Linked DNA regions of Mus musculus: regions 1, 2, 4, 5, 6 and 7 are each linked to region 3. A link is a loop called in an ENCODE intact Hi-C map of the cell type or tissue named here. Cell type or tissue: left cerebral cortex. All regions are shown on one strand. Links, peaks and the distances in the headings refer to the core of each region. The heading gives the core; the rest is flanking DNA. Region 1 overlaps 1600020E01Rik (RIKEN cDNA 1600020E01 gene). Region 2 overlaps C87436 (expressed sequence C87436). Region 3 holds the start of Mxd1 (MAX dimerization protein 1). Region 4 holds the start of Pcbp1 (poly(rC) binding protein 1). Region 5 overlaps C87436 (expressed sequence C87436). Region 6 overlaps 1600020E01Rik (RIKEN cDNA 1600020E01 gene). Region 7 holds the start of C87436 (expressed sequence C87436).

The links. A loop is a pair of places that touch in the nucleus more often than their neighbours do. Peaks named below come from ENCODE experiments on the same cell type or tissue, not always from the same donor. Only the 100,000 strongest peaks of a DNase experiment are listed, where the experiment ranks them.
Region 1: it touches region 3 in a loop (5-fold over the local background); 34 of 42 quality-filtered maps call a loop at or near these places.
Region 2: it touches region 3 in a loop (2.8-fold over the local background); 7 of 42 quality-filtered maps call a loop at or near these places.
Region 4: it touches region 3 in a loop (4-fold over the local background); 8 of 42 quality-filtered maps call a loop at or near these places.
Region 5: a loop joins it to region 3, with 8 times the contacts of the local background. A loop is called at or near these places in 16 of 42 quality-filtered maps.
Region 6: it touches region 3 in a loop (8-fold over the local background); 37 of 42 quality-filtered maps call a loop at or near these places.
Region 7: a loop joins it to region 3, with 2.6 times the contacts of the local background. A loop is called at or near these places in 20 of 42 quality-filtered maps.

What each region holds. Positions count from the first base shown.
Region 1 is chr6:86,531,754-86,536,204 of GRCm38, reverse strand. It overlaps 1600020E01Rik (RIKEN cDNA 1600020E01 gene), which reads right to left. Exons shown (of 5, transcript NR_037960.1): 3 at 3,898-4,012. Among named protein-coding and RNA genes, the nearest start is that of Gm38676, 5.2 kb to the right of the region's middle. In left cerebral cortex, for the core only: CTCF peaks have their summits at 1,968 and 2,214 (motif pointing left); no DNase peak of the experiment used is centred there.
Region 2 is chr6:86,454,785-86,459,235 of GRCm38, reverse strand. C87436 (expressed sequence C87436) reads right to left here. Exons shown (of 10, transcript NM_001364557.1): 7 at 1,313-1,420. Among named protein-coding and RNA genes, the nearest start is that of C87436, 18 kb to the right of the region's middle. In left cerebral cortex, for the core only: no CTCF peak of the experiment used is centred there; no DNase peak of the experiment used is centred there.
Region 3 is chr6:86,668,677-86,673,127 of GRCm38, reverse strand. It overlaps Mxd1 (MAX dimerization protein 1), which reads left to right and starts at 3,969. Exons shown (of 6, transcript NM_010751.3): 1 at 3,969-4,192. The coding sequence starts at 4,120. In left cerebral cortex, for the core only: a CTCF peak has its summit at 2,113 (motif pointing right); DNase peaks (open chromatin) are centred at 2,117 and 3,704; H3K4me3 peaks cover 1,028 bases; H3K27ac peaks cover 855 bases.
Region 4 is chr6:86,525,669-86,530,090 of GRCm38, reverse strand. It overlaps Pcbp1 (poly(rC) binding protein 1), which reads left to right and starts at 3,902. Exons shown (of 1, transcript NM_011865.4): 1 at 3,902-4,422. The coding sequence starts at 4,176. It overlaps 1600020E01Rik (RIKEN cDNA 1600020E01 gene), which reads right to left and starts at 2,761. Exons shown (of 5, transcript NR_037960.1): 1 at 2,658-2,761; 2 at 2,117-2,200. It overlaps Gm38676 (a long non-coding RNA gene), which reads right to left and starts at 1,327. Exons shown (of 2, transcript XR_869219.1): 1 at 685-1,327. In left cerebral cortex, for the core only: a CTCF peak has its summit at 2,796; DNase peaks (open chromatin) are centred at 2,818, 3,435, 3,813 and 4,135; H3K4me3 peaks cover 2,176 bases; H3K27ac peaks cover 2,586 bases.
Region 5 is chr6:86,469,731-86,474,181 of GRCm38, reverse strand. C87436 (expressed sequence C87436) reads right to left here. Exons shown (of 10, transcript NM_001364557.1): 10 at 3,794-4,436. The coding sequence ends at 4,228. A430078I02Rik (RIKEN cDNA A430078I02 gene) reads left to right here. Exons shown (of 3, transcript NR_131126.1): 2 at 1,281-1,389; 3 at 1,693-3,905. Among named protein-coding and RNA genes, the nearest start is that of A430078I02Rik, 8.9 kb to the left of the region's middle. In left cerebral cortex, for the core only: CTCF peaks have their summits at 853 and 1,888; DNase peaks (open chromatin) are centred at 1,112 and 1,823; H3K4me3 peaks cover 1,903 bases; H3K27ac peaks cover 2,160 bases.
Region 6 is chr6:86,543,248-86,547,698 of GRCm38, reverse strand. The region is part of intron 3 of 1600020E01Rik (RIKEN cDNA 1600020E01 gene); the gene reads right to left. Among named protein-coding and RNA genes, the nearest start is that of Gm38676, 17 kb to the right of the region's middle. In left cerebral cortex, for the core only: CTCF peaks have their summits at 404 (motif pointing left) and 2,281; a DNase peak (open chromatin) is centred at 2,283.
Region 7 is chr6:86,437,081-86,441,531 of GRCm38, reverse strand. C87436 (expressed sequence C87436) reads right to left here and starts at 2,858. Exons shown (of 10, transcript NM_001364557.1): 1 at 2,685-2,858. In left cerebral cortex, for the core only: CTCF peaks have their summits at 2,680 and 3,703; DNase peaks (open chromatin) are centred at 2,903, 3,130, 3,628 and 3,933; H3K4me3 peaks cover 1,887 bases; H3K27ac peaks cover 2,168 bases.

The DNA of each region.
Region 1 (4,451 bases), core at 255-4,254, 140 kb after region 3:
ACACATAAAAATAGTAGTTCCCCCTTCCTTCCTCTCTCCCTCCCTCACTTGCTCGCTCTCTTGCACTCTCTCTCTTTCTCTGTCTTTTGAGACAGTTTCCTCTCTCTAGCCCTGGCTACCCTGGAACTCACTCTGTAGACCGAGCTAGGCTCAAACTTAGAGAACTGCCTGCCTCTGTTTCCTGAGTGCTGGGATTGAAGGTGTGTACCACCACAGCCAGCGACTTAAAAAAAAATCCAAACCCAACCCAGAAATGGTCTTGCCTGCTCCTGTCTTTAGTGCCCATTCACATAGCTAGAGGGCTGATGACTCTCACCAATCATGTCTTCTCTTTTCTTTGCCTTATTCTTTCAGGGTTTTCCTTTCCTTCACTTCCTTACTTTCTATCTTTTCTACTTTATTGTATTCTCATCTTTCCCTTTAAGTTGCCTCTACATACCCATACACATGCCTTACTAGTTGGGTATCTGTGGGCATCATAACCAACTGGGAGAACTTGGAGCAAGAATGTAACCACGCTAACCTCTGTATGATACTATAACATATGACCTCCTAACAGAAAACAGGTCACCCGGACATGAGGCCAAACTGCTGCAACCTGCAATGTAGGCAGGACATGTTTCTAAGCTGTACTTTCTCAGGTCACATTTTCTTTATTTGTAGGTGGGGTGCAGGGTGGTAGGGATCAAACCCAGGGCCTTGGCACACTAGGCCAGGATTCTACCACTGAGCTACACGCCCAGCTCTACTGTAATCATTTTATTCACGTCTATGTGTATGGTCAAGTACCACATGTATATTAGTGCACATAGATATCATCAGATATTGGTGTCAGATGACCTAGAAACAGAATTATAGGCAGTTGCAAGATGCCCATGGGTGACAGGGCAGTCAGCAAGCATGCTTAACTTTTGAGCCATCTCTTCAGCCCTTATTAATTTCATTCATTCATTCATTTATTTATTTATTTAGTCAGATGTGGTAGCATATACTTTAATTTCAGCACTCCACAGGCAGAGGCAGGCAGAGCTCTGAGTTCAAAGTCAGCCTGGTTTACACAGTGAGACCCTGTCTAAAAAAAATACAAAAGGGAGGAATAGATCAGTGGTAGTTAAGAGTACTTTGGGGCTGGAGAGATGGCTCAGAGGTTAAGAACACTGACTGCTCTTCCAGAGGTCCTGGGTTCAATTCCCAGCAACCACATGGTGGCTTAAAACCATCTGTAATGAGATCTGGTGCCCTCTTCTTGTGTTTGTGACCTCTTCTGGTGTGTCTGAAGACAGCTACAGTGTACGCATATATATAAAATAAATAAATAAATCTAAAAAAAAAAAAAAAAAAAAAAAGAGTACTTTGAGCTCATATAGAGGACCTGAGTTCCCAGCACCCACAATGGGCAGCTCACCGCCTCTTACAACTCTAGTTCCAGAAGATCTAACACATGCTTCTGTTTTCTACCAAGTACTGCATACACACATGGTATACATACAGACAAACAGGCATACACACACATACACACACACACACACACACACACACACACACAAAATAGTAATAATTTTTTTTAAGTTTTTAGGTAATACAGAGATGGTTAGTAACTTAGAGAACCTGAGTTTGAATCCCAGCAACCAACATCAATTAGTATACAATGGCCTGTAACTTCACCTCCTGGGAATCCAACAACTCATTCTCTGGCCTCTGTGGGAACTGTACTGGTGTGTATAAACCCACACAGATAAACATATACACATATAATTAAAGTTAAAAAAAAAAAACTTTGGGCTGGTGAGATGGCTCAGTGGGTAAGAGCACCCAACTGCTCTTCTGAATGTCGAGTTCAAATCCCAGCAACCACCTGGTGGCTCACAACCATCCTAATGAGATCTGACTCCCTCTTCTGGAGTGTCTGAAGACAGCTACAGTGTATTTATATATAATAAATAAATAAACCTTTAAAAACAAAAATTCTTTAAAAAAAAAACAAACTTTAATTTAATTGTGTGTGTTGCATGTGTACATGAATATTATTTTAAATAAAAATGAAATAAGGGACAGAGAGATGGCTCAATGCTTAAAAACACTTGCTGATGGGCTGGAAAGATGGCTCCGTAGTTAAGAGCACCGACTGCTCTTCTGAAGGTCCTGAGTTCAAATCCCTGAAACCACATGGTGGCTCACAACCATCTGTAATGAGATCTGACGCCCTCTTCTGGTGCATCTGAAGACAGCAACAGTGTACTTACATATAATAATAAATAAATCTTTAAAAAAATTTTAAAAATAAAATAAGAATACACCTTTAAACCGGGTGTGGTGGAGCACGCCTTTAATCCCAGCACTTGGGAGGCAGAGGCATGTGGATTTCTGAGTTCGAGGCCAGCCTGGTCTACAAAGTGAGTTCCAGGACAGCCAAAGCTATACAGAGAAACCCTGTCTCAAAAAAAAAAACATAAATTAAAAAAAAAAAAAAAAAGAAAAAAAATATACCTTTAAAAAAACAAAAACAAAAACAAAAAACACTGTTGCTCTATCAGAGGACAAGAGTTTGGATCCAGTATCCACTGTGAGAGGCTCATAAAAATCTGTAACTATTTAATCCCAGCACTTGGGAGGCAAAGGCAGGTGGATTTCTGAGTTCGAGGCCAGCCTGGTCTACAGAGTGAGTTCAGACCAGGGCTACACAGAGAAACCTTGTCTGGAATAACCCAAAAAAAAAAAAAATCAGTAACTCCAGCTACAGGAGATCTAACAGCCTGTTTTGGCCTCTGCAAACACTGGAACATATGTGAGCATACATTCACACACACACAAACATGTACATATACAAATAAAGATGTGCTGGGTTTTTTTTTGGGGGGGGGGGGGGTAGTTAAGACAGGGTTTCTCTGTGTAGCTCTTGTGGTCCTGGAACTCACTCTGTAGACCAGGCTGGCCTCAAACTAAGAGATCCACTTGCCTCTGCCTTCCAAGTGATAGGATTAGAGGCCAGATACGATCACTGCCCAGCTACAAATAAATCTTCAAACAAATAAAAGTGAATGTGACATATTAGCACAGGATTTTAATCCCAGCATCCTGGAGGCAAAAGCAGATGAATATCTGTGAGTTCAAGGCCAGTCAGATCTACATAGCAAGTTCCAGGCCAGCCAGAACTACATAATGAGACCTTGTCCATCTCAAAAATAAGTAAGAAATAAATAAAGAAGCAGTTTAGTGAGATTACAGCACTTCAGAGAGAGACAAAGGTATGAAGACTACAATTTTAAGCCAGATATCGTGAGACCTTATTTCAAAACAACAATAAAAGAAAATAACAATAACAAAAGAAAAGGTGGATAAAACTGAAGGGTGAAAAGAAAAAGTTGAAACTGTTTTTAGAACAAAACAGAACACTACATGTTAGCAAATTTAAATAGCTGTACTATACTTGCTGGATCAGAGAGAGAAAATTGTGGTCCCTACCCACTCAGCTCCCACCCAAATCTCAGGGAATTGAGTGAAGAATCATCCCATCCCTTCTCAAACCCATAGATGCAAACATTTAAGAATAAGTGGGGACAAAAGTCTCTTAACCCAACAAAGTCAAGGGTCTAAGGTAATTCAAATAAATGTCCTGAGACAAAAAATAGATTAGCTGGGAGGTCCTGAGTTTGATACTTTTCTATGGTCAAAGTTATAGCCACAGGCATAAACAAACAAACAAACAAAAAAGGAATAGGAGTCAAGAGACTTACCTCACACCCTAACAAACTGTCTAACTTTCAGCAAGTCTTTTCTCACTCACAGATAGCTCTTCTGTGAAGTGAATTTAATAACATGAAGCATAAACCCTGCCATTCAACTTACAAACTTTAGGCCTAATTGACTTTCCTAGCCTTGTTAAGCCCCTTAACCAACCTGTGGTCACTTGAAGTTGAGAAGAATCCCAGATGAGTTATAATGGACTATCTACTCCATTGTTCCATTATCTCAGTAGCTTCAAGGACTCCTCCTCAGAACGTGGAGTGCAGGCCTAAGGGGAATAAAGAATTTGCTCATTATTTCTTATGCCTGGATTTACCAAAAGGATAAACAAACAAGACCATCAGACAATATCACACCCAAGATAAAATTAAAGAAGAACTTGGAGATTAGTTGGCCTTTTGTTATGGGAACACTGCTGCCCAGACAGTAGGATTATACAAGTCTCAAAGCTAATGAATCCCAGAGGAAAGATAGATCCTCAGTCTCTAAAGACCAGAGCTCTCTTTGCTGAATCATAGGATCACCCACGCCTCCTGTAACCTGCAGGGCATAAGTTAAAACCTGATGGATCACTGTACAACTTTGCAGCAAAATATGGGCCCATGAAAGGAAAGGAATAGTATTCTGGAAGAAGGAAAGAGCAAGCAGAATGTTGAGAGACCTGGGAAAGGGAAAGCTTCCCTGAAAAAGGACACTAAGTCCTAGAG
Region 2 (4,451 bases), core at 139-4,138, 210 kb after region 3:
CTCTCTCTCTCTCTCTCTCTCTCTCTCTCTCTCTCTCTTTGTTTTTTTTTTTTTTTTTTTTTTGAGACAGGGTTTCTCTGTGTAGCCCTAGCTGTCCTAGAACTCACTCTGTAGACCAGGCTGGCCTTGAACTCAGAAATCCGCCTGCCTCTGCCTCCCGAGTGCTGGGATTAAAGACGTGCGCCACCATGCCCAACCTTTTTTTTTTTTTTTAAAGAATTATTTTATTTTATTTTATTTTATTTTATTTTATTTTATTTATATGAGTACACTTTTGCTGTCTTCAGACACACCAGAAGAGGAAATTGGATGGTATCACAGATGGTTGCTGGGAATTGAACTCAGGACTTCTGGAAGAGCAGTCAGTGCTCTTAACCTCCGAGCCATTTCTCCAGCCCCCCTGTGAACTTTCTGAGGATATTTCGTTTCAATCTTACAGGTGGAGGCTCATTCTATTAGTATTTGCTAAGGAATATATATTGTGTATATCTTTTTAATTTATTTATTTTTCCTTTTGAGACAGTTTCTTTTGTGTAGCTTGGTGGTCTTGGAACTTGCTCTGTACACCAGGATGGTCTCGAACTAAGAGATCCAACTGCTTCTGCCTCCTGTCTGCTGTGATGAAAGGTACTACCATGCCAGGTTGGAAGTATATTTTATTGTTGTTGTTTTTATTTTTTGAGACAGGGTTTCTCTGTGTAGCCCTGACTGTCCTGAAATTCACTCTACAGACCAGACTAGCCTCTAACTCACAGAGATTCACCTGTCTCTGCCTTCCAAGTGCTGGAACTATAGGCATGCACTACCACTGCCCAGCTGGAATTATAGTCTTAATGTACTACTGGAAATGCTTTGTCTAGACCAAAGTTTCTGAAAAGCTCCCCTCTGGAAACGCACTGGAAGATGCTAAGGAACAATCATGTCTTGAATATCAGTTAGGGCTCTGCCGAGAGAGTGGGGTCTCAGTTCCATCTGCATACTGACAGATACCATATCTATGGATACCTCCTTAGGTTTTGGCTGCTGGGGCTTCAGATGTTTTTGTGGAAACTGTACCACACTGAGAAGTATCAACCAGTCTTTGCTCATCATTTCCCAGGCCAACATCTCCTGAATGTTCCCATTTACTCTAACTGGGAGAAGTATCTGTCTTTGGAGGGATACTCACTGTTCTAAGAGCTAATAGCCAAAAGTTTCATGTCCCCATTAACTTGCCCAGACATGCTAACACTGAAAGTTCCACAGAGATTTTTCCCACACATAGTTCTCTAGTCACAATTACTATTACTCTTCCCCAGGGAGACCCCCGCACCTGTAGTGGAGTTGGGGAGCCGCTTCTTTGCACTTCCTATGGATATTCTCTGTTGCAAGGCATCAAAAAAGGACTGAGGAATGTGGAACACCAGGGGTTCTGGTTTGCCTGCAGAAAAAAGAAGAATGTCATTTAAATAAACATGGTTGTTTTCTTGATGTACAAGGACAGGAGGAAGGAAAGGAGTGGATGGGCTGTGATCCTAAGTATCTGGTGTGGGCAGCTTGGGGAGACATCAGTGTGTAAGGGCAGCTGTTGCACAGCTTGATCACCTGACTGGAACCCACATGGTGAAAAGGGAGAACCAATCCCTGCAAGTTGTCTTCTGACTGCCACACACTGGCCATGGCATACATGTTTCCTCTCCCAACCAAATAAGATGTAATACCACCACCACCCCTCCCTTGAGGTTTCTTTATTCAAAGGTAAAAGACTGATGGGTCCTCGAAGGCCACGGGCTCTATCAGCCTGTCCTTCATCCCTAGCGTGTAACACTCCTATTCTCCACCCAGGATGACTTTTCAGAGCCCCAGCTGTGCAGCCACCACCAGAGCAGACTTCTCCCCTTGAAGGTCGTATGAAATGAGAACATGCCAGAAGAGCTAAAGAGCCTCTGGTTGCCTCCTCCACTTGACTGACTCCTGGCCTCTATGCCCACGCACTTGCTAGCTATATTCAGTCTAAGCAAAGCAGGAAGCTGCTTTCCCCTGCATGGCCAGGACATGAGTGCTAAGATTATAGGGTTAGGTTGCTGCAGGTCCAATCAGCATCAGCCTAACCATAACTCCAGGGCACACAAAAATATAAGAAAACATCCTAATCTCTTAAAGTAATTTGAAATAAGAAAAAGTCAACAGATTTTCAGGGAGGCAGCTGAGCTCAGAGCTTTTCTTAATTCCAGCAGACATCTAGACATTATAAACATCTAGAGCTCCACGGAGAAGCACAGAGCTTTGGACATTGCTTAGACATAGTCTTATTCTGTAGCACAGGCAGGGTTTGGATTTGACTCACTACAGAGACCAGACTGACCTCAACCCTTAGGGCTCCTCCTTCCTCTGTCCCACGAGTGCTAGAACTACAGGTGCGTCAGCATGCCTGGCTCTGAGAGAAAGACCACTGGTTAACTTGAAAAGAAATTTAGTTCATAGTTTAGAACACTTGTTGCTCTTGCAGAGGACCTAGGTTTGGTCCCTAGTACCAGCATGATGGCTCACAACCATCCATAACTCTAGTTTTATGAGGTCTGACTATCTCTTTCTGACCTTTGTAGATACCAGGGATGCATGTGGATGTATACATACCCGCAGGCAAAATACCCATTCAAATAAAATAAATCTATTTTTTCTAAAATGTTAAATAATATATATTAAATGAGTTGTTAGGCAAGGTGGGACACTATAAAGCCAGCATTTTTAGAGCTGAGGCAGGGTTCTGAGTTTGTGGTCACTCTGGCTATATAGCTTTCAAAAACAAAAAACAAAAATGTAAAGAAGAGGACTGGAGAAATAGCTCAACCCTTGCTGCTCTTCCAGAGAACCTGAGCTGGCGCTAAGCACCCATGACAGGTGGCTCATGGTCACCTGGAACTCCAGATCTGGGAAGCCTGACACAGTCTTTCAGTTTCTGTGATCTACTGCACTAATATGGTGCATACACACACACACACACACACACAGAGTCATAAACATACATGTAAAGAAAACAGAACAAAACCAAAAAACAGGAACTCCAAACAAGCAAAAAAAAAAAAAAAAAGACAAAACAATTATAATAGAGTTAGAATAGAAAAGACTTATATTCACTTTTTTTTTCGATATTTTTGTTTTGTTTTGGTTTTGAGACAGAGTCACTATAAGTGGCTTTCCTCAACCTAGAAAGCATAGACGTCAAACTACCTGTTTCCCAAGTGTTACTAAGTTTTGTTTTTATGTTTTTTGAGACAGGGTTTCTCTGTGTATCCCTGGCTGTCCTGGAGCTCACAGAGATCCCACTGCTTGTTTTCCCAGTGCTAGGATTAGAGATGTGCACCACCACCTATGAGTAAGACTCTGAATGGTCTCTTCTGTCAGAGTCTAGCTGCAGATCATCACACCCAGCTGGCTCTGCCTACTTTTATTTGACTGTAGAATGCCAATGTTAAACCTCAGTGTTTAGCGTGTACAGATGTGTTGTGGGCTTATGTGTGCAGGGGCATATACATGTATTTGAAAGCAATGTGGAGGCCAGAGGTGAACTGACAAGTTTTCTCAGGACTGTGTTTCGTCTTTGTTGTCTGTGTGTCTTTTTGCTTATTAAAACATTCTATTAAATTTTGTTATATGTATATGAGTATTATGCCTGCATGTTTGTATGTACAATAAGTATGTACATGAAGAAGCCAGAAGATGGTGTTAGATCCCCTGGAACTGGGGAGATGGAGCCACCATGTGGATGCTGGGAATGGAACTCAGGTCCTCTGAAAGAGCAATAAATGCTTTTAACTGCTAAGCTATCACTCCAGTCCTGATATGTTTTAATTTAGAGAGAGAGAAAGAGAGAGAGAATGTGTGTGTGTGTGTGTTTGCACGTGCACACATGCAGCCTATGGCACACGTGTTGGGGGGAGGGTGCAGTGTCAGAGGATCCCCTGCAGAAGCCAGTTTTCTCTGTCTACCATGAGCTCCAGGGATTGAACTCAGACCATCAGGTTTGTTGGGAAGGGTGTCTTTCCTTGTTGAACCATCTCACTGCCCACCCACAACTGGATTTTTGAGACAAGTTTTCTCATCAAAACTTGAAACTTGCCAATTAGACTAGAGCGGGTGGCTACCCTTTTGGCATTGAGATTACAAGTTTGGGTTTGAGTGCCTCCCAAACCCAGAGTGAACCTTTTTTAGGTGGGTTCTAGTGGTTACATAATCAAGATGCCTCAAAAAAGCATGGAGCTTTTCATCTCCTGACAAATCAGGAAACCGGTACTAAGAATTCTGTTGGACAAATACTAATGAAAGTAGCTTAAGGAAAAAAGGGCCTGTGTGGCTCACAGTTTAAGGGTATAGGATCACAGTAGCAAAGGCATGACAGCCAGAGAGGTTCGACAGCAGGAGTGTGAGGTGGCTGGTCCCATCACAACCAGTGTCAGGAAGCAGAGAGGTGA
Region 3 (4,451 bases), core at 353-4,352:
CCAGGCTAGTTTTTCCACTTTTTTCATTCCTCTGGAACATTCCCTCTCCTCTAGATGTGCTCATATTCCTTCTCTATTGAGATAAGATTCATAGCTCATAAAACATACTCTGTTAAAGCTGGCAGCGGTTTTAGTATGTGCACATCTAGAGTCTTTTCATCATCCAAAGAAACCTTGAACTCTCTTACTACTCTATTCCCAACCCTCCTCCCACAAGTCACTAACATACGCCTTGTCTGTAGTATGTGCCTATTCTGGGTGTTTGCTATAAGTAGAGCCATGTGCTGTTCTGTCTGGCTGCTTTCACTCGGTGTCATCCACACTGTGCATTGGTGTCCCCTTCCTTTTTACAACTAATACTCCGTCCTGAGGTTATACCTTGTTTTGCTTATACTTCAACAACAGCAGATGGCATTTAGAATGCTTTTGCCTTTGTGAAAAATATTCCATGGATACTAGTACACTTTTATATAAACACATTTTATTATTGATTTATTGAGGCAGGTCTTTCTCTGTAGCCTGGCAGTCCTAGAGCTTAAACTCACAGAGATCTGCTTGCCTGCCCCTGCCTTCCCAGTGAGCACATGTTTATTCTCAATTCCCTGGCCTGTCTATGTAGAAGTAAAAGTGCTGGGCTGATAATGACCTGTTGAAGCTTGTCTGTTCCCTGCAGTGTAGGAGGTGTACCTGCCCTCCATGCCCACCTCTGCTTCCCTTCACCGCACCTAGCACAGCTTAGGTCGACCATGTTTGCCAGCTGGCTCTTTGATTCTGAGAGGTGGGGCTTGCCGTGTTTACTGCTGTCCGTTCCCCCCCCCCCCAGCCCTGTGGAGGGCCTGGTGCCTTTAGAATTGGAATGTAGTGCTGTCAGCTTTCTCACTGAGCCTCTTCTGGTTTTTGTCTTTTGGTTTTGGAAAGTATTTTAGTCATTAACTGAGATAAGACTGATTCCCTTTTTAACAGTTACTGATTTCTAATTGTATGTATGTATAGGTGACTCCTTTTCTGTATGTGTACCATGTGTGTGCAGTCACCAGAAGAGGCATCAGGTCGCCTGGAACTGGAGTTACAGGCTGCTGTAAGCCACCTGGTGTGGATGCTGGGAACTAAACCCAGGTCCTGTGCAAGACCTAGTATAGTATACTGTTAGCCACTGAGCCTGCTCTCCAGCCCTGAGCCCCATTTACACAGAAGTCACGGACCTGGTACCTGCCCCAGTGCCGAGTGCTGGGGGTTATAGCTGTGCTTCACCAGACCCTGCTTTTTCTTTGCCTTAAAAAAAAAAACCAGAGATAATTTTACAGCTGAATTAATATGGAGCCTTGTAGAGCTTTCAGTGCCTGTGTAAGTTAAATCTACCTTGAAAGAGCTCCGATACCCTCTTCTGTGTTCTGTGCAATATAGTATATGGGTGAATATACATTTGTGTATGTGTGCTTGTGTGTGTTTCTCTATTAGAAGTTTTGAAGATTCTAATGTCATGATGAGAGAAGCCATGACATTGAATGTTTAAAGCAACATCAGCAAAGGGTTCATATTAAAACAAAAATGTCCTGTTTGGATATTTGCTACACCAAGAAATGACATAAATTCCTCAAAAACATAGAAGACAAAATTCATCTCATACTGTCTTTATAAACTTGGTTGTGAAGAGAGTTTTAATTCCCACAGCCTAGGCCTTTCAGGCAGTTGAGTGCTGTGGAGGATGAAGTTCTGAGGTGCTCTACAAAGCAGCCCCTTGGGTCCCATATGAGATGAGCTCAGCATTGGCAATGACCTCCACCCAGCTGGAGCCATGGGAGGCCGGGAGCCAGACTGTGGGACTGAGTGACTAGATAGACAACCATGTCATACATACAGTTGGGTTTCTCCATTTAACTACTCAGTTCCTAGTTTTATCTTGCATGCTGAAAAGCACCTTTCTTGTGCTATCACATGCATCATTTGTATTAAACTATTGGCGTAGAGCTGGGGCCCACACATTTTAGAACTCTCATGTTTGGGAGGCAAGGCCTACTTAGCAGTTCATGCTTCCATAGTGACTGACCATGTTGGGTTATAGGAGAGGACTGAGCTGGTTCACCCTTTGTTTTCCACTTACTGCTTCACTGCCAGTAGATGGCGCTAGATACTCTGTTCCTAACTGCAAGTCCTAGTTGGTGTAAGCAATCCTATTCTTGCCACCAAGAAAGGAGATTGCCATATTTCTTAGTCTCTCTGGTGTTTATGTGATTGAGTATTTTTGTTTGGAGTTGAATTTAGACGTGTTTGTGCTTAACTTACTTGCTTTAAATAGTCTCTCTGGCTTGGGTTTCAAACGCTGACCACCCCTTTAAAAAGAAATGTGTGGCTTTTCCGTTAGAGTGACTGTAGGGGTAGAATTATGATCCTGAAATAGGACTGGATTGAAATAAGTTGCTGAGAGCAGAAAGAGAAGACTGAAAAGATGTTATATATTCACAGTAAACTTGGGAGGAAATATGAAAGTGTGGAACCCAAGATGTTAAAATGGCTGAAACAAAGCATTTTATGAATATTAAGTTGGTTACTTTAATAGTTGCATATGATACTTTAATTTTTAACCTTATTTAACAAACAGCATACAATTTTAAAATATTCCAAGTGGTTCTTTTCCACATTCTCATTTCCAAGTTCCATGTCCTCATGAAAAACTGCCTTCAGTGTGTGTGTCAGCATAGAGCCCTTGATTGGATCCTTGAACATACCAGGAACATGGCCTCTCCATCGCACCCAAATCTGTTGTGTGTAATGGCGGTTTGAATTTAGTTCTGTGGCTGTCTGCAGTTCTGGATACCTGCCATTTTGTTGTTGTTATTGTTGTTGGGATCGTTTTGTTTTGTTTCGTCTTGTTTTTGTATAACTATAAGTCAGAGGATTGCCTGGGCAGTTGTGGATGAGATTACAGGGGTTCAGGTCTTTCTCCAAGCCAAGGGGAAACAGGAACGTTATTTGTCTCTGAGCCTCTTTCTTCATGTGCAAATGTAACTAAGGATGACAACCCTCACAGGTTGTCCTGAGGGATGGGAACCCTCTAGGTGGATTACCTGACATATGCATACAGAGAAAGCTAAAACTGTATACTGACAACACTCATACGTTTCATTTTAAACTCCCCTGCTCATTTCAGTTTTCAGACTTCTTACCCATTAGCTTTATTCCTGCCATTTAAATTGAATATGTTGACATTACACTGTAAGTCTCGAATAAGCTCTCATTTCAAAAGTCGCGATGCTCAAGGACCTGTGTTTACAAAGTGAGCTTTCCTGTGGGTGCTGGTGGCCTTGGGGAGAGGCCTGCTCTGAAGTGTTTTCCTCTGGGATGGAAGGGATGGCCTCGGGTTCAGCCTTACTCTATGCACCAGGTCACTCGGTGCGAGTGTGGTATACGGGAGCCGGCTGTTTTCCCCCAACCCCTGGGGTGGGAGCTAGGTGCCACCATCTGCTGAGGTCCCCAGCTAGGCCTGAAGTTCTCCCCGGAGACAGTGGGCAACAGGTCGGCGGCCAGTGGGCGGGGACCCGCCCTGCCCTCCTGCCTTGTAGCCAATCAGCAGCACGGGAGTGGGCCGCTGCTTGGGCAGAGAGGTGACGTCATCGTAGCCGGGAGGTTTCCGAGGATTAGGCCAATGAGGCGCGGGCGCAGCGGCATTCCCTATACTGTACTTGCCCAATACCCGGAGAGCCCAAGGGGGCCCGGCTATCGGCGTAGAGCCAATGGGAGGCAGGCTGAAGCACGAGGCGGAGTTGCGAGTCCTGCAGCCAATGGGGCGTGGGGGGCGGAGCCCGGGCCTTGTCAAGCCCGGCCAACCGGCGGGGGAAGCGGGCTTCTGGGGCGGGGCCGCGGGCACTTCCCCAATCGCGGAGGGCCGGGGGCGGGCCGGGCCGCGGGCGGCCCAATGAGGCACGCCGCCGCCGCGGGCCTGTCAAGGGACGGGGCCGGGGGCGGGCGGCGGCGAGTCGGGATAAACACTCGGCGGTGGCGGCTGGGCTCCTGTCTCCGTGCTGTCCCATCGCTGCCCCTCCTGGCTGGCCAGCGCGGCGGCTCCTCGGTGTTCCCGGCCGGTGGCCCGCGGGCACGGAGAGGCGGCCCGCCGGGTGCAGGATGGCGACAGCCGTCGGGATGAACATCCAGCTGCTGCTGGAGGCGGCCGACTACCTGGAGCGGCGGGAGAGAGGTGCACGGCGGGCTGCGGGCCGGGCGGGCGGCCGCTGGGGTGGTTGGGGCGCGGGCCGGCCGCGAGCGCCAACCCCCGAGCCCGCGCCCCAAAGCCGAGCGCGGGGGGCGGCGAGCAGCTGGAACCTTCCACACCTGCTCCGAACCGAGGGCGTCCACGCCAGGAAAGAGCAGGCATTGTTCTCAGAATTCCGCCTGCCTGCTCCCGCCCGGTGTCCCGGACTCCGACAGACAGACGGACGCGGGGACAGGGTGTCAGT
Region 4 (4,422 bases), core at 423-4,422, 140 kb after region 3:
AAAAGTTTGACACCAGCTGGACAGGACAGATGGCTGCTCTTCCAGAGGTCCTTAGTTCAATTCCCAGCAACCACATTGTGACTCACACCCATCTGTAATGGGATCTGATGCCCTCTTCTGATGTGTCTGAAGACAGCTACTGTGCACTCACATACATAAAATAAATAAGCCAAGGCTATACAGAGAAACCCTGTCTCAAAAGACAAAAACAAGAACAAAACAAAACAAGACAAAAACTTGGAAGGCAGAGACAGGCAGATTTCTGAGTTCGAGGCCAGCCTGGTCTACAAAGTGAGTTAGTTCCAGGACAGCCAGTGCTACACAGAGAAACCCTGTCTCAAAAACAAACAAACAGGGCTGGTGAGATGGCTCAGTGGGTAAGAGCACCCAACTGCTCTTCCGAAGGTCCAAAGTTCAAATCCCAGCAACCACCCGTAATGAGATCTGATGCCCTCTTCTGGTGCGTCTGAAGACAGCTACAGTGTACTTACATATAATAAATAAATAAATCTTAAAAAAAAAAAATCCAAAAAATAAAAAAGACAAAAATTTTAAAAATATATAAGAAAAAAGAAAAGTTTGACATGTGATCTAAATGTAATTTCAATCAAAAAGCTCTTCTCTCCGACACCCACACAGCCACAGCCACTCCAGTACATGTTTGTTGCGCTATCCACTACCTACATCGGAGTACAAGCTGAGCCTGGTCTATAGACTAAGTTCCAAGACAGCCCCAGGGCTGTTACACAGAGAAACTCTTTCTTGAAAAACAACAACAACAAAAAAACCCCCAAGTCTTCTTTTGCTTGCCATGTGTGGTGCTACACATCTTTATTCCCAGAACTTTGGAGAGGCAGAGACAGACAGATGAATCGCTCGGAGTTCAAAGCCAGCCTGGTCTGCAAAAGAAGTTCCAGGCTAGCCAGGGCTACATGGCGATACCCTGTCTTAAAACAAGACAACAAAAACCCAACCTAATTTTTAAATGTGAGCCTAATAAATAGCTATTTGCAGACTTCAGTACATGATTTTAGGAATTATGGGTAGAAATAGCTGACCTAATTGGGAGCTTGAGTCTATTCCTGAGAAGTACCCTCACCTTCTAGACCAGGTGAGTTTAATAAATTTAAACATACCTAACTATACACTCATTTCCATGAGTATTTAACAAATTTAAATGAAGGTTATAACCTCTCTGTAATTATAATTCCATACCACATGCATCTGTGCTGCTTTTACGAAAAAAGCTGATTTATGACCTACATTGAACTTAATTGAATACACTGAATAGTGAAGGCCGCATGGTTTGAGGAGTCACAAGTTATGATTTATCTAATATTCCTCCATGCTCTGTCAATATTTAAAGAGAAATAGATGATTGGAACCAGGTAAAGTAACTTATTTTATCTGCTTAAAGGACTGGGATGGAGAAACCAGAAATCCATCCACAAGCAACTGAGGAAAGCAAGTCTCTAGGGAACTGCTCGCTTGCTCCCTTGGAGCCAGGTGGAGGGAAATGGGCCTCAGATGAGGCCAGATGAACAGATACTGAACTTTTGGGCAAGCCTGAATCACATCCTCTTCCTGTCCTCATCCAGAGGCTTTGTAAAATAATATTTGAGCCTAAACAAATGTCACTAACACCAGGAATAAGTGAAGGCACGGAACATACAAACAGGTGCGGGGCGGGGGGGGGGGGGGGGGGGGGGGGGGTTCTGAGTGGCTCCTTTAGAAATGACAAGTTCACACAAGTCAGTTCTTTTCTTTCTCTTTTTTTTTTTGAAACAGGGTATCACTTTGTAGCCCCAGCTGGCCTCAAATTCTCAAAGATCTACCTGTTTCTGTTTCCCCAGTGATGGGATTAAAGGTGTTTCCTACCATGCCCTCAACATGCCAGTGGTGGCACATCCTGTCATTCCAGTGTTTGTGAAGTGAGACAGGAGGATCCAGAGCTCAGTGCCTCTGCACTGAAAAAAAAAAACCACACACACAAAACTGTGGCGTAGTGGTAGACAGCTTGGCTAAAAAGTTAGAGATCCTATGTCTGATAACCAGCTCAGCAAAATTAAATTCTAAAACTCTGATTCAAATAAAAAAATCTGCAAAAGGTGCTCACCAGTAGAGAAATCAGAAGATATAGGTTCCATCCTGTGTAACCTTGGGTCATTCACTTCATTCATCTCTCTGGGATTGTCTTGCTCTGTTGGGGAAAAGAAAGAGAAATAAATACCCACTTCATGGAATTTTCAATTAAAAAAAATATATATTGCATGGGATAAAATGTTTAGAATGGAATCTGCTGTGGCACACCCACACCCACAATCTGTTCCTCTTGACTGTAAAGGTGGAAAAGTGGACATAACTGTGAACTTTAGGATCACTGGACAGTTGAATAGTGAGACATTGCCATTCTATGGCTTATTAGGCATAACAATCTTAAATCAGTTACAGCACCACCTGTACAACATCTAGAAAAAAACTAGAAATTTTTTCTAGATGCTTGGGTACTTGGTTACATACTGTGCACACACGCGCGCACGCACACACACAGGCACACACCTGCCTGCCATTACTCAGTTTTTTAAAAATCCCGTGTCAGGCCTGCATTTTATTTATTCTCCTGCCCACCAAGGGAATTAACTTTCTTCCAAAAGCACCTCTTGCTGTTTCATCCTATGGGAAATTCTGAGACTGATGAAAGGCACATTCTAGAGCTTTCAGACCCGGCCCAATTTTTCGATGGCGACACGTGTCGCCATTTTGTTGGGAAACATGGCCGCCAGCCCTCCCCGCTCGGGGGTGGGGTGGCGGTGGGGTGAGGAACGCCACGCTGGTCCTTTCGGCCAAGTATTAAACAACACGTTCCTTCACACGACCTCCTCCAGGCTGACTATGGCGGCGGCACGAGGAGCCGGCAAAGAAAGCACAAGGCGCTCTCCAGCGTCTCGAGGGCCATTTCCCGGCGGGAGGCCTCGGTCAGGGCGACCTCCCAAGATGGCGGCGGCGCCCAGGCTTGGCCGCCTCCCGAAAGCGTGGTCCAGGCGGCGGGCGAGCCAGCGCGGACATGCGGGGGGCCATGCCGGCACGCCGTCAGTGCGCACCGCTCCTCTAAGGTCTCGGGAACTATCGTGGGACATAAAACACGAGGGCAGGAGGTAGCGCCTCCGAGGGCTTCCCTAACCGGAGCCGACCAAGTGCAAACAAAGCATTATGTAAGTGGACGCCATTCCAGCGGCCCCCGTTCCTAACGCCACTAGCCCGAGCGGCACTCGCCGGGGCGGGTGACTCTCGCTCGAGTCTCTCTGCGTCGCGGACGCAGCCGCCGGACGGAGGCCAAGGTGGGGGCTGGGACCAGGCGCCCGGACGCCGGGGACGAAGGGGCCCCACGTGCCCAGCAGAGCGCGTGCACAGCCGCCGGGCCGCGCCTCGCCTCGCCGCCCCTCCCCCCACGGAAGCCAACGCGGGCCGCTCGCGCCCCCCCTCGCTGCCGCGCATGCGCCCTGGTCCCCTCCCGCGCACGTTTTCGACCCGCGGCGGCCTAGCTCCCGCCTGCAGCGGCCTCCGCCGATGCCTGTATCGCTCCGCCATCGAATCCTTGGGCGGACCGGGAAACAATTATCTGTCCCCGGCACAAAACCAGTATATTTTCCCAGTCCCCTGCCGGAGCCGCTAGGGTTAACAAAACACGTGCTCCCTCTCAATCTCTGCCGGGTCCCCAGTTTTGCCCACGTTGTCCGTTTTCAACCCGACGGCGGTGCCACCGGGTTATTTTTCTCAAGGGTCGCGCGCGCTGGCGCAGTCTTGTGACCTAAAAAAGCCGGTCCTCTTTTTTTTCTCCTAGGGGTCCTGCGCGGAAAGCACTTCCGGGGTCAGAGGGTACGCGGGGTTGAAAGCGGGCTTCCCGCCCCGCCCAGACCGCCGAGGCTGCCGCCGGAGTCGCCACCGCCGCGCCCTCGCCCACCCGCCCGTCGACCGCTCCCGGTCCCGCTCGCCCCCGTCGCCGCCGCCGCCAGTCCTGCGACGCCGCCGCGGCCTCCCGCCCGCGCCCGCCCGCTCCTGCGGCCCCCCGCTCGCCTCGCGCCGGCAGTTCGGGCCTACTCCTCCCCTCCCCCGCCAGCCGCCCAGGACTTGACCACGTAACGAGCCCAACTCCCGAACGCCGCCCGCCGCTCGCCATGGACGCCGGTGTGACTGAAAGCGGACTCAACGTGACTCTCACCATTCGGCTGCTGATGCACGGAAAGGAAGTAGGCAGCATCATCGGGAAGAAAGGGGAGTCGGTGAAGAGGATCCGCGAGGAGAGCGGCGCGCGGATCAACATCTCGGAGGGGAACTGCCCGGAGAGGATCATCACGCTGACTGGGCCTACCAATGCCATCTTTAAGGCCTTCGCCATGATCATCGACAAGCTGGAGGAAGATA
Region 5 (4,451 bases), core at 198-4,197, 200 kb after region 3:
CAACTAGGCTCAGAAAGTCTCTGGACATGAGACAGAAGCTGCCTGTCAAGAAGCATCTACTTGCAGGGCCGTGGTGGCGCACGCCTTTAATCCCAGCACTTGGGAGGCAGAGGCAGGCGGATTTCTGAGTTCCAGGCCAGCCTGGTCTATAGATACCCAGGGTTACACAGACTGCCTTGACCCCCCCCCCAAAAAAAAAAACCCCAACAACAACAACAAACAAACAAAAAGCAAAAAAAGCATCTACTTAAAAAACTTGGGCTCCAAAGAACTACTACAAAACACCCACACATTCAACTGTCTGCCCCCACACTTCTTCCATTATCTTGACCAGAGGGGAGATCAGGACAGTGCATACCTGTAATTCCAGTCCTAGAAGGCTCAGGCATCCCAAGAGTGAGGCTAGCTTAGGCTATATAGTGAGACCCTATCTTAAAAGACCAGACAATTAGGGCTAAAAAGCTGTGTGTCAACTCAACTTCCAGCCTGTAGCCTTCTCTAGTAAGACCTATGTACAGGATGCTGTGCTCAGAGCATGGAGAACAGGCATTGTGGGTTTGTAGGAATAACAGGTCCAGAAGGGGTGACTACTGCTAGACCCCGATAAATACGCTAATACAGAGTCCTTCTATTATTAGCCCACCCTGCTGAAGGCCATGAAGGAAGGACTGCTTCCCCTCTGGGTTCTTACTTTTTATTATACCTCAAATGCTGTCTTTCATCTGAAGCCCAAGGTAGCCTTGTCCTAATAAACAGGACAGGAGTGACCAAAGGAGACCATGGCGGGCAGGCAGGCAGGCCGGGCGGCCGCAGCATCCCTTACACCCTCCAGGAGGAGCTGGATACTCACTCTGCACAAGGCCCAAACCCTAATAAGAGCTGGAGAAGTAGCCATAGTTCAACTCTGTCCCTACTAAGGGGACAGGGAATCCATTTTTCTCAGCTCAGATGATGGTTCCCAGACCTCAGCTTCTTATTCCATTCTTTCTGGAAGTCAGGGACTGTGGGGCAAAAGGGTACCTCAAGGTCACTCGTCAGTGCTGTGCCGCCAGTGACAAAGAATTAGACTGGTGTTCGGGTAAACTCTGGTACCCACCTTGAGTTCTGAAGCAGGTCCCATTTCTAACCCCTTTGCCACCCAGAGGGCTCGAGGCTTACTGGGGCGGTAAAGAGGAAAATCTTCTATTAACAGTCAGGGAACAGAACACAAAACCTTCCCGGGTTTGGTTAAGGTTAGGGACTACCAAGTCTTTTGAGGTACCATTCCTTTTGTTCCTGAGGTGATTGATGGTGGTTAAAGGAGGCAGAACGTGGCTGCCCTGGAGGAAGGTCTACTGCGGGAAGGAGCCACAGACACCTTGGAGGCCTCAAGAGCTGTGCTAGTGTAAGGTGCGTTGGAGGGGAAAGGAGGGCAGGCTTTCTAAGTCCCTCCTACTATCTCCTCCTTTCTCTCCCACCCCTCCTTCTCGCCTCTCCCCTTAAACAATCCCCTCCCCCAACTCTTCCGGCCTTCCCCTCGTCTCCACACTTCCTTCCTTCCCGGCTCTCCCCTACCCCCTCTCCGCACCCCCTTCCCATCTTCAGCCACTTTCCTCTACCCCCCACCTCTTTTACATCTTCCACCCCTTCCTACTCCCTTCGGCCCTTCTCCCCTACCCATCCCCCTCGTCTCCCTTGTCTCCTCCCCTCCAGCTCGACACTCGGCGGTCGCCACGTCCCCAGCCCCGCCCACGCGAGCTCGCAGGGAACCCCGGTGACGTCACCACCCGCAGCGCCCTCCTTCCCGCGCTCTCCAGAAAGGACGCGAAGGTGGTGACGTGTCCGGAGCGCCAGCGCGGCTGTGCACAAAGCGCGTGACCAACCTGCGGCGCCGCCTGGCGGAAGAACAGTGGCGGTGTGGCTGGAAGCGACGTGCGGCGGCAGCGTGGTGACGTCACCTCGCGGGGCCACGTGACCGCGTGCTGTTCCGGCTTCTCCCCTCTACCGGTGTGGGCAGAAACGTGGCTTCTTTACTTGCTCTACTTGGTCTCCTGAAACTGCCTGGCTGCTTGGTCGCGCTGCGGGTCATGGGAAGTTTGAGGATCATACTCATTCTCTGCCCTTGTCATTAACCGAAATTGTGTCTCAGGATGGGCCAGAAAGCACCATCTTCAGCCACATCAGCAGATCGCATGTGATGCTCTGTGTCATTATGCAGACGTGGAGTTTACGAACTAGTCCAGAGTATCCCGAGTATCCCGAGTCATTCAGGAGCGCAGTCCAGGCCTCAGCCATAGCTGCTGGACCCACACCAAGCCGTAGAAGGGAAGGCAGGAAGGAAGTCACAAATCCTTTTGGGAACCAACCTTGTTATTTGAAAGGCAGTTTTTCACATAGCACTTCGTACAGTGTCAGGGTGCTTCCTAGAAATGCAGGTCTTGGACCTTGCCTTAAAGCTTACAATTCAGATAGACACTTTTGTTGACACGGGGTCTCACCTTGGCTGACCTGGTTCTATGTAGACAAGGTTGCCCTTGAAGGTGTGCACCATAGTGACCAGCTAGAATATACATTTCAACAAGATCCCAGAGTGAGTCCTATAAGTACTGGTTTGACAGATTACTGTGCATCAAGCCCTACCGTGAAAATGGTAATATCAAAGTCACAGGCCTGCCCCAAGTTAAGCCCCAACTGAATGGACAGTTGGCTAGAACTGTCCCAAGGGCTTGTATGGCCTGGCCACACCCCATTTCCACAAGGTGCTTGTCCAGCCTTTACTGTAAACACAAGGCACCCCCCCCCCCCTCCAAGCAGGTTGGAGCTGGGTGTTTCGTCATTTACAATTAAAACAGAGTTATCAGTTATAAGACATTCCTATCAAGGGGCTGGAGAGATAGATGGTACAGCAGTTAGGAGTATTGGCTGCTCTTCCAGGGGACCTAGGTTCCCAGCACCTACATGATGGTTCACAATCCTCCCTAACTTCAGTTGCAGGCGCTCCAACAACCTTTCCTGATTTCCCAAGGCACCAGGCACCCATGTGTTCATATATACATGTTGGCAAAGCATGAGAGAGAGAGAAAAAAAACCCCTGCATATCAAACCAATGTATTTCAAGTTGAAAGAATATATACGTAGAAGTAAACTAAACATAATTTTAGTACTGTGTAGAACTCAATCTGTAGCCCCAGTGAGACTTCAGGAAGAGTAATTCCTAGAACCCAGGGAAAAATGAAGACTCAGTGGGAAAACTGACTGGCATGATAGTGTAAAGGGAAGTCATGGCAGGTGTGTAGAAAATGCTTCCTCCTCTCCTAGAAGGCAAATCTTCACTTCCTCCACCATCTTAGTTCTAGGATGAGTGAACCTAGAACTTTTGAATTTTATCAGCTGCTTTTAAAAAACAAAAAAAAAAAACAGGTTCTCACTTTGTAGTTCTTGCTGTCCTAGAACTCACTGTATAGATCAGGCTGGCCTCAAACTCAGAGATCTGTCTGCCTCTGCCTCCCGAGTGCTCAGCTGCTCTTAATTTTGAATAATAATAATGATAAAATAATAACAATAAATTTAAAAATGCCTTTAATCCCAGAACTTGGGAGGTAGAGGCAGATGAATTTCTTGAGTTCTAGGCCAGCCTGGTCTACTGAGTTCCAGGACAGCCAGGGCTACACAGAGAAACCTTGTTGTGTGGGGTGGGTGGGTGGAGGTGGTGGTGAATATGTGTTGCTGATCCCCTGGCACTGCCTACTTTCCTGTTGACAAGATAAATTCTCCCACAGGTTCTAATTGTAAAATCATGACATCAATGGCACCATTTGGAAAAACTAGTGACACTGTACTTTATTTTGTTATCAGAATAAAGAGTGATTGGAGCTCTTGGGCAGAGAGAGAGGACCCTGCTCGGCCCAGGGCATCGTTAACTTTCCAACACTGTTGGCTAAGATCCAGTGCTGTGACTTTTGGAGAATTACAGAAAAACAAGCTGCAGGTGAATCCATGAGAAGCCAGTGAGCTGGATTTTTGTTGTTTCTTCTAAAACTCTGGTCAGAAATAAGTGCCCGACTTGTATGAAGACTGTACACACAAGGCTATTTACAAGAGTTTCTTCTACAGAACACACATGGATGGGCTGAGTAACTGCATCTTAGCCAAGTGTGGTTCGTTAGCAGGGATCGTATAAGTGCTACTAGGATTTATAGTCCTCAGGGATTGGGATGTGCAAACTCTGCAAAATACTCTTGATTTGCCTCAAGGGAAAGTGATAGTAGTCAGAGGGGCCAGCTCCAAAGGTTGGTCCATGGGTGGCCTTGGGTCCTGGTAGTCAGCCACATGTCCATTCCGGTGGTGACCATACTCAAACTTGATTCGAAGCTCACCAATCTTGGACTGTGGGAGGATATCTGGGATCCACTCAATGATAAAGGGCGTTGGCTCCTTTTGATCTGGGGAAGTGTTACCTACAGAGTGAAAGG
Region 6 (4,451 bases), core at 146-4,145, 130 kb after region 3:
GATTCCCCATTAATGGGTGGCAAAATTCCTGTCTCAGTAAAAACTTTTCAGTTTATTCCTAGTGACCATTTGCTGTGAAGTGACAATACCAGAGGACAGCTCAGCAGGAGTTGGGTTATATGCCTGAGGTTCCACTGTGGCTAGCTGTGACTCAAGACATGTCACTGCACTTTTCTGGGTTCAGTTTCAGTTTCCTCACCCGTAACATAAGAAGACTGGGAAACATCTGTACCAAGAAAAGTTTTAAGTTCTTAATTCAAGGCTACTTTTTAAAAAAGCACACCTCAGGGCTGAAGAGATGGCTCAGTGGTTAAGAGCACTGACTGTTCCCCCAGAGGTCCTGAGTTCAATTCCCAGCTCACAATCATCTGTAATGGAATCTGATGCCCTCTTCTGGTGTGTTGAAAGACAGGGACAGTGTATTTACATACATAAAATAAATCTGTTTTTTTTTAAGGCATACCTTACCACTCTATGAAAAAATTCAAGGCATAAATAAAATTCACAAGCTCCTAGCCATAATAGGCTGCTGCTTACAAAGGACTGAGGAAGGGCCAGTTTAGGCCACTGGCACATGCTGCATCACTAGGAACCCAGACGCCAGAAAGCTACTCTATAGACTGTGATCAATAGTAAAGAATACTGAACGCGGTGAAGACACTACTCACACAGGGCCCAAGTATGGTGAGATATGCAGATAATCCCAATACTTAGCAGGCTAAAGCAGAAAGATGTAAGCTCTGAGGTCAGATTACATAAGGAAGACTCTGTGCAGACCAAAAGATAGACACACACAAAGAAAAAGACATCAATAGCCCATGTTCACTACAGCACTGACAGCAACTGCATACTGCAAGCCAGGGCTCTCTGGTGGAATGCTTACCTAGCATCCATGAGGACCTGGGTCCTATCCCCAGCTCAAAGAGAAAGAAACAACATTGTTTTTAAAAGGAGAAAAGGAAAGAAAGTGGAACAGTCAGAGGGGGAACAAGGAAGAAAATGTAAACTATACTACAGAATACTTTTCAGTCAATTAAAAAAAAAAAAAAACGGTTTTAGCCGGGCGTGGTGGCGCACGCCTTTAATCCCAGCACTCGGGAGGCAGAGGCAGGCGGATTTCTGAGTTCGAGGCCAGCCTGGTCTACAGAGTGAGTTCCAGGACAGCCAGGGCTATACAGAGAAACCCTGTCTCAAAACAAAACAAAACAAAACCCCCCCAAAAAAAGGTTTTAAATCTGTCATTTGCAAGAGCATGACTGCAACAGGGGATCATTACATTAAATGATACAAGCTAGGATGAGAGTAAAGGCACTGTACAGTCTCCCCACACATGGAAGTAAGAAACAATAACCTCATAACAGCAAGAATGAAATGGTGGTCTGCAGCCAGAGAGAGAAAGAAATGAGAGGTGGAGAGGTTACAATTAGGAATACAGTTTTGGGGGCTGGAAAGATGGCTCAGCAGTTAAGAGCACTGACCGCTCTTCCAGAAGTCCTGAGTTCAAATCCCAGCAACCACATGGTGACTCACAACCATCTGTAATGAGTTCAGATGCCGTCTTTTGGTGTATCTGAAGACAGCTACAGTGTTCTCACATATAATAAATAAATAAAAATTTTTATAAAGGAATACAGTTTGGGCTATATTATATAAATAGAAAGACTACAAAGAGTGATAATATGCCCTATATTCTAGAAGCTAGAAGAGTTTGAAATTTTTCACACTACAAAGAAAAGATTAATGTCTGAGGAGATTGTGCTATTCAACCCAATTTGAACACAAGTATACACAATATGTGAAAACATCACATTGTCCTCCAGAAATTCACTTGCTTTCTGCTTTTTAGTTTAAATATTATTTTTTAAAATGTATTTTTCCATTAATGTATTTACTCACTTTATATCCCAATCACTGTCACCCCCCACTCCTGGTCCCTACCCCCAGTTCCTAAAATTTATTATTTATTGGGGGGGTGTGCTATGCCATGTATCAAAAGACAGTCTGTGGGAGTTGGTTCTCCTGCCACCCTCTAAGGCCCATGGATCCCTCTCTAAGCTACTTTGCCAGCCCTCCATTTAAGTGTTAATTTACACTCTTGGCCCTCTCCTATGAAAACCACTCAAAGAAATTTTCAAGTTAGTATTTAAAGCTAGACGCCAAGAATGACAACGCATATAAGGAGTACATCTCAGCATCCTTAACATCTTTCAGTGAAGATACCTGTGACTTCAGACAGCCATTAAACGGCAGTCCCTGCTGCCCAGGTCTTTGAGTTGCTCATCACCTAGTGGCGTAGTGAAGTAAATGCAGTTTGCCAAGAGCCCAAGTAACTTCCAGCCATTTTGTGACTTTCTCAAACCCACAGCAGAGTCTTCACTACAATCCCCCAGCTTCTGTGAGATGGAAGAGGCTCCACCTCCATTCATTTTCCAAGCTGAGGACTTCATACCCTAAGATTCATTCTCCACGGTGGAAAAGGCTTTGCACTTAAATAATGATAAGAAGTGACACACATTTGTTTAGCTGTGGCTGCAAAGTTCTTAGAGGTGAGAGAGCTAAAGCTGCCTGTGAAAGATGAACTAATACTGTGGGCTTCCAGGCTAGCCTAAAACTAATGAGACATCTCAACTAAATTTCAAGTCAAAACAAAAAACAGAGCCTGACGTCACAGTGATCCCATGTACTTAGTAGCTAAGACAAGACTGTAGAGTCTAGGCAGCAGAACCAACCATGTCTCAAAAAAAAAAAGAGAAATATTTTGCCAATGAGAAAAATATTATAAGGAAATAAATCAGACATGATGATACATGCCTATATTCCCAGTACTAGGGAGGCTGAGGCAGAAGGACCAGGAATTCCAAGCTAGCTTGAGCTACAGAGCTAAACCATCTCAAAATAAAAATGAGTTGGGGAGGTAGTAAAGTAATGCCCTCTGCCCTCAGTAGAAGCCTGGAACAGAACCAGGCAGGCATCTGTCAGGGGAAAGTGGAAACTCTGTAAAGGACAGCAGTCAGGAAAGGAAACCATTTAAACACTTCCAAGGTTCTTTCGACTCTAAAATATCATCATCCTGAACTTAAAAGTCACTGACAACACTGAAGACTCTCTCTCTCCTGCTTTATTCAGGTCCCCCAAACAATATAACCCAGCGGCTAGGGGCACAGATGGGACACTACCATCTGAGCAAATGTGAACACATTATTGAACTCTGCCTTCCTCAGCTTTGTTATCTGCAGATGTTACTTAGCATCACTACTCTCCTAAGTTTACTATAAAGATATATAGGATATTAGTCAAGTACTTAAAACAGTGCTGCACACACAGAAGGATATAAGACCAACAGTTTGAAAAGACAAGAAAAGGAAGGGGGTGGGGACGTGCTTGCTTTACTTGTCCTTACTGAAACCTCAGCCAAAGTGTCCCTGGCTGTTACTGACCAGAGTCTGAGCTCCCTTGGCAATAAGCCTCAAAAAAGAGCCAGAGCTGCCTTGCTCATAGGGTGCTCATTCTTTGTTCTGAAAGTTGGCATCTCCAATGCCTTGAAACATCAGACCGCCTTTGACTTTACAAGTGTCTTGCTCCAATCCCAGGTGCTAAGTAGTGCTACCCTCCTATTAATGCTTAGTCAGCATTCAAAAGGACCTCAGAGACCCTCTAAACCCAGCACTTTGTTTACTACATAAGAGCAAGAAGGCTAAAAGTGAAGTCCTAGGTGTAAGTTGGGACAAAGTCGAGCACAGTTGTTGTAGGTTTTTATTCCTAGTGACCAAAATCTTCCCATTTTTCAGGAAAAGAAAAACGGTGTTTTTAACCCACTGAGCCATCTTTCCAGTCCCTTACTGCCTCCTATACCACAGAAGTATGCAACATACTTTCTGAGTTTTTTGGATTAGGGGATGCTAAACTGGTTGAAAGAAAGGAAGTGGGGAGAGTGGAGAAAGAAAAGAAACCTTGCAAATGTTGAAAAAAAGTAAGAAATAAAAAATATTTTTAGTCCTTAGTATCTCAGTCAGATGTGGGGTATTCAACCAGCACTGCACGTGTACACCTATACACGTGCATAGGGCAGCAGGGTACAGAGGCTAAGAGCAGGGACTCTGGAGCCAGACTACTTTGCTCAAATCCCAGATCTATCACTACTAACTATGTGGCTGTAGTGAGCCTCCTAACCCTCTTCACACACTATAAAACAAGAGTGACTACTCACAGGTTTATGGATTAAATAAGACAAATGCATGTGAAATCCACATCAGAGTTCTCTGTGCATACTGATTGCTTCTCAACATTACTAGCTTCATCTGAACAGCCTAAAAGCTGAAGAGATGACGCTCAGTGGTTAAAGGGACTTGTTCTTCTAGAGGATCTGAGTTCAGTTCCAGCAGCCACATGGGTGACTCACAACTGCCTACAACCCATCTCTAGGGGGACCCAACACCTACTTCTGGCCTCCA
Region 7 (4,451 bases), core at 281-4,280, 230 kb after region 3:
CTGAGGATCAGAACTTAGGCCCTCGTGCTTGTAAGGCTGGAACTTTACTTAAGAACCATCTTCTCTGCCTCTTAATGCTTTTTCACTAAGTGGTGGAAAAGGCAATTTGCTTGTAATTCTTGAAAAAATATTTAGATGTAAGTTAGAATGTATAATACACAACGGAGAAACAAATTTCCAAATACACATATACATGAATATTTGTACTAGCTTATAAATAAAACACATAGTATTTTGGTTTTGTTTCTGGAACAAAGTCTCACCAAGGAATCCTGACTGGCCTGAAATTCACTATGTAGACCAGACTGGCCTATGTAGATTAGACTGGCATCTAAAGAGATGCCTCCTGAGTGCTGGGATTAGCTTAATTATTAAAGATAAAAGCCTCTACACCCAGTTCCTTAAAATGTTTCCTAAGATTTATTTTTAGTTGTGTATCTGCCTGTATATGCACACGTGAATGCAAATGCCTGTGGAGGCCAGAGAGGGTGTAAGATCCTTCAAAGCTGGAGTCACAGGCAGTTGAAAAGCTGCCTGATAATGACATCCCAGAGTGCTGGGAACGGAACTCTGAAGAGAAGCAAGCACTTTTAACTGTTGGGCCACTTCTCTAATCCCTGTAAAGTCTTTTTTTTTTTTTTTTTAAATTCAGTATTTCAATGTATAGGTAAGTCATGTCTTGTTTGTCCACTTATCAGCCACAGAATATTAGTTTAGTCCCAAGTTTCTGGCTACAATACACAGAGCTCAGATCACTGGGACAAGTATTTGTATAGAAAAATGTCTTCCCATAAACTTGCACAGGGTTGAAGGCAGTACAGCCGAGTTCTAACACTGGCTCAGTCTGGAGAAGACCCCTGACTTGATCCCCAGTAAGACCACCCCCCCCCCCATATATATACTGAGACCCATGTACTCTTTCTTTCCTTCTCTCTCTCTCTCTCTCTTTTTGGTTTTTCGAGACAGGGTTTCTCTGTATAGTCCTGGCTGTCCTGGAACTCACTTTGTAGATCAGGCTGGCCTTGAACTCAGAAATCCATCTGCCTCTGCTTCCCGAGTGCTGGGATCAAAGGCGTGCGCCACCACGCTCGGCTACTATTTCTTTTATTTATTCTTAAGATAAGGTTTTACTCTGTGACCTGAAACTTATTATGTACCTGAGGCGGGCCTTAAACTCTAGATAATCCTTTTATCTCAGCCTCCTAAGTGATAGGGCTACATGTATGGACCACAGTGTTGAGCCATATATTTCAATAAATGTAAATATCATAGTAAACATAGCTATTTCCTTTGTACACTTAACATTTTCGGAACCTGAAAAACTGTTTCCAAAGGGGCTGAAACCTATTTCCTGTGTCAGGCTATGTGCATATGAGTACAGGCAGCCATAGCCAACAGGCTGCACTGCATATGTCTGGAACTGTAGTTACAGGTGCTTGTGAGCTACTAGACATGGGTGCCGGGGACTCAACTCAGATCCTCTGCAAGAGCAGTATGTATTCTTAACTACTGGGTGGTCTTTCCAGCTCCCACCTCTTTTTTGAAGATAGGGTCTTACTATGTACACCTGGCTGTACTCAATATGTGGACCAGGCTGGCATCCAAATCACAGATATCCCTCTATGAGATTTTGTACCTGCAGAATAGGAAAAGGACTTCCATTAAAGAACTAAGTACAGTGTGCTGAGTAAGATGCGACTGTAAAGCCATTAAAAACAGTTGAGATCTGTATACCAGTAACAAAGCTTAGTGCTTTGTGTATGCTATGCTTGGTTTTGAAAGGAAAGGAAAGGGGAAAATGGGGCTGCAGAGATGGCTAGTGGTTAAAAGTGTGTATTGCTCTTTTAGAGGGCCCAAGTTTGGTTCCAAGCAGTAACATCAGGGCTCATCTGCCTAAAACTCTTAATTCTGGGAAGTCCAACTCCTTTGACACACTGGATATACACACATGCATACACAAAAATCTTTTTTTAGAAAAGACTTTAAGGACACAGCATAGTTGTCTATTTCCTCAGCAGTAATTTGAGACCCGAGAAATGGAGGTTTAATCTCATTTTTTTTACTATTCGAATTTGAAAACATGTATCACTACGAATTATTACAGAGTTTTTTTCTTATTTTCCTTTTTTGGGGTGTGGTGGGGCGGGAGGTAGGGGGCAGGATTTCTTTGTATCGCTCTGGCTGTCCTGGGATGGACCGGGGAAGCCTCGAACTCAGAGACTCGCCAGTCTCTGCCTGTAGAGTTCTGGTATTAAAGGAGCTCGTCACCATACCCAGTTTGTTCTTTTCTTTTTGAGACAAGGTCTGTTATGTAGCCTAGCTGTCCTGGAATTTGAGATCTTCTTGCCTTCGCCTCCCGAGTGCTGGGATGACAGGCTGCGCCACCACGCCCGGCTTGCAGACTCTGTCTTAAAAAAGGATACACAAGGAACGCGACTTGTGAAGGAGCTCCGCTGGAAACCTGAAGGGTCTCCCGATGATTGTCTCTTCTCAGCAAGAGGGTGAGCAGCGCCTGGCGCTGGCTGAGGGAACCCGAGGCGCGGTAGGCTGCCCCCTGTCCCATGCGGCCGCTGAGCTGGTCGGTGTGGGGACGCTGTTTTGGGCACGTGAACACCGCCCCAAGTAAGAAAGAAGTATTCGAGTGCATGCATTCACACAAGGGATCCTGTGGAGGCGCTATTTACCCATTTTAGGAATAAAACTGTCTGGTTGGATCGAGACGTCACAGCTCGCAGACCTTTACTGATTGTAGAATCAGCCCGGTCACTGTCAAATAACAGAGTCCGGGCCACAATTCCTCGGTGTTGTTTAGGGGAGCGCGCCTAAGCTCAGCTTCCGGGAACGGCCGGCTGGAAAACGCACTTCCCATGCGACCCGCTTCCCGGCATCCTGCGCAAAACGCCCACTTCCGGCGGCGTCAAACTGAGGGCCCAGCAAAAATGTCAGCAGTCCGACACGCAGTTCCCCGAACACTTTTTCCGCCTCTGTTCCCACCCTAAGCCGTGCTCCGCCGGTGCTTGGCCTCTCCCACTTTGCCCCCTTACCTGCCTCGCAACTCTAGGAATCTCGTTGGTGACGACCCTCGCCGCGTCTCTTCTCCTTTTACAAACGGACTTTTACAAACACGTCCAAACTGTTTGCTTGTAACGACGGTCGTTATTGGTCAGATCAGCCCACGTGCGCCAAGGGCCCGCTCACCTCCGCTGAAGTGGCACCATGGGATTTGTAGTATTTCAGGGGAGTGCTCTCTTTTGGAAAACTACAGAGAAGGCTCAGGGTGCTGACACTTTGTGGCTTTACCTAAACGTACAGAACACACCAGCAAGGGCTTCCCGGTGGTCCCTAGTACATCGAACCTGAACAATTCTGTGCTGAAAACAGTTTTACTGGAATCGGAAGCAGAGCTCGCCTGAGCTTGTATGGTTTTCTCTCGCTTCGCTCTTACACATTATTGAACGACTCCCCCCTTGGAAAGAGCCGAAATAGACTTTATGTATATTTGTTCTTCAGAATCGTAAATCCCCGGCACCAATATTGTGTTTCCTGGAACTCTTTCTGTAGATCAGGCTGGTCTCGAACATAGATCCGCGGGCCTCTTCCCTCCAATGTGTTGGGATTAAAGACATGTGCCACCACCGCACTTCAGAAACACTCGGAAAGCTATGGTGCCTTAGGTGAGGCCGGTGTGTTCCCATAGCTTGGACACCTACTGGTGGTGCGCTGTAGGCACAATTGCTTTGCTCTAGCCAAATTTTACTTTTCTCCGTTACAGTGGCCCTTTTCTGGGATCAGATTTTTCTAATATTGTTTCAGAAACTGAAGGAACTAAAAAAAGAGATGTTTCCTCTCGCCACAATTTTTATTTGCTGTTAAGTTCAAAAGCATTCATATTTATACCTGGATCACATGGCTAGTTAGTTCCTAGCAACTGCCTCAAGTGGTGACCAGAGAGCATCAACCCTCATTTCTTTGCCTGGCATTGGGAAGTGTTTCTCCTTTGTTCTATAGTTCAATGTCAAGCCCTCCAATAGAGAGACATGCAGACAACATCTTTCTGGATGCTGTTTCTCTCCTTTCTCATTAAGTGTGCAGTGGTTCATGAAAGACCTTGTGATCCTCACCTCCCTGTCTTCAGAACCAGCCAACTTGGGTGTCCTCACACCAAGCTCTCCCAGGCTGCAATTTTCAACTGACATTTAAAAAAAAACAAAAAACAAAACAAAACAAAAAAAGCAGATAAAAACAAACAAAACAAAACAAAAAGCCGGGCCGTGGTGGCACACGCCTTTAATCACAGCACTTGGGAGGCAGAGGCAGGCGGATTTCTGAGTTCAAGGCCAGCCTGGTCTACAAAGTGAGTTCCAGGACAGCCAGGACTATACAGAGAAACCCTGTCTCGAATAAAAACAAAAAACAACAACAACAAAAAACAGGATATTAAGTTAAGCCAT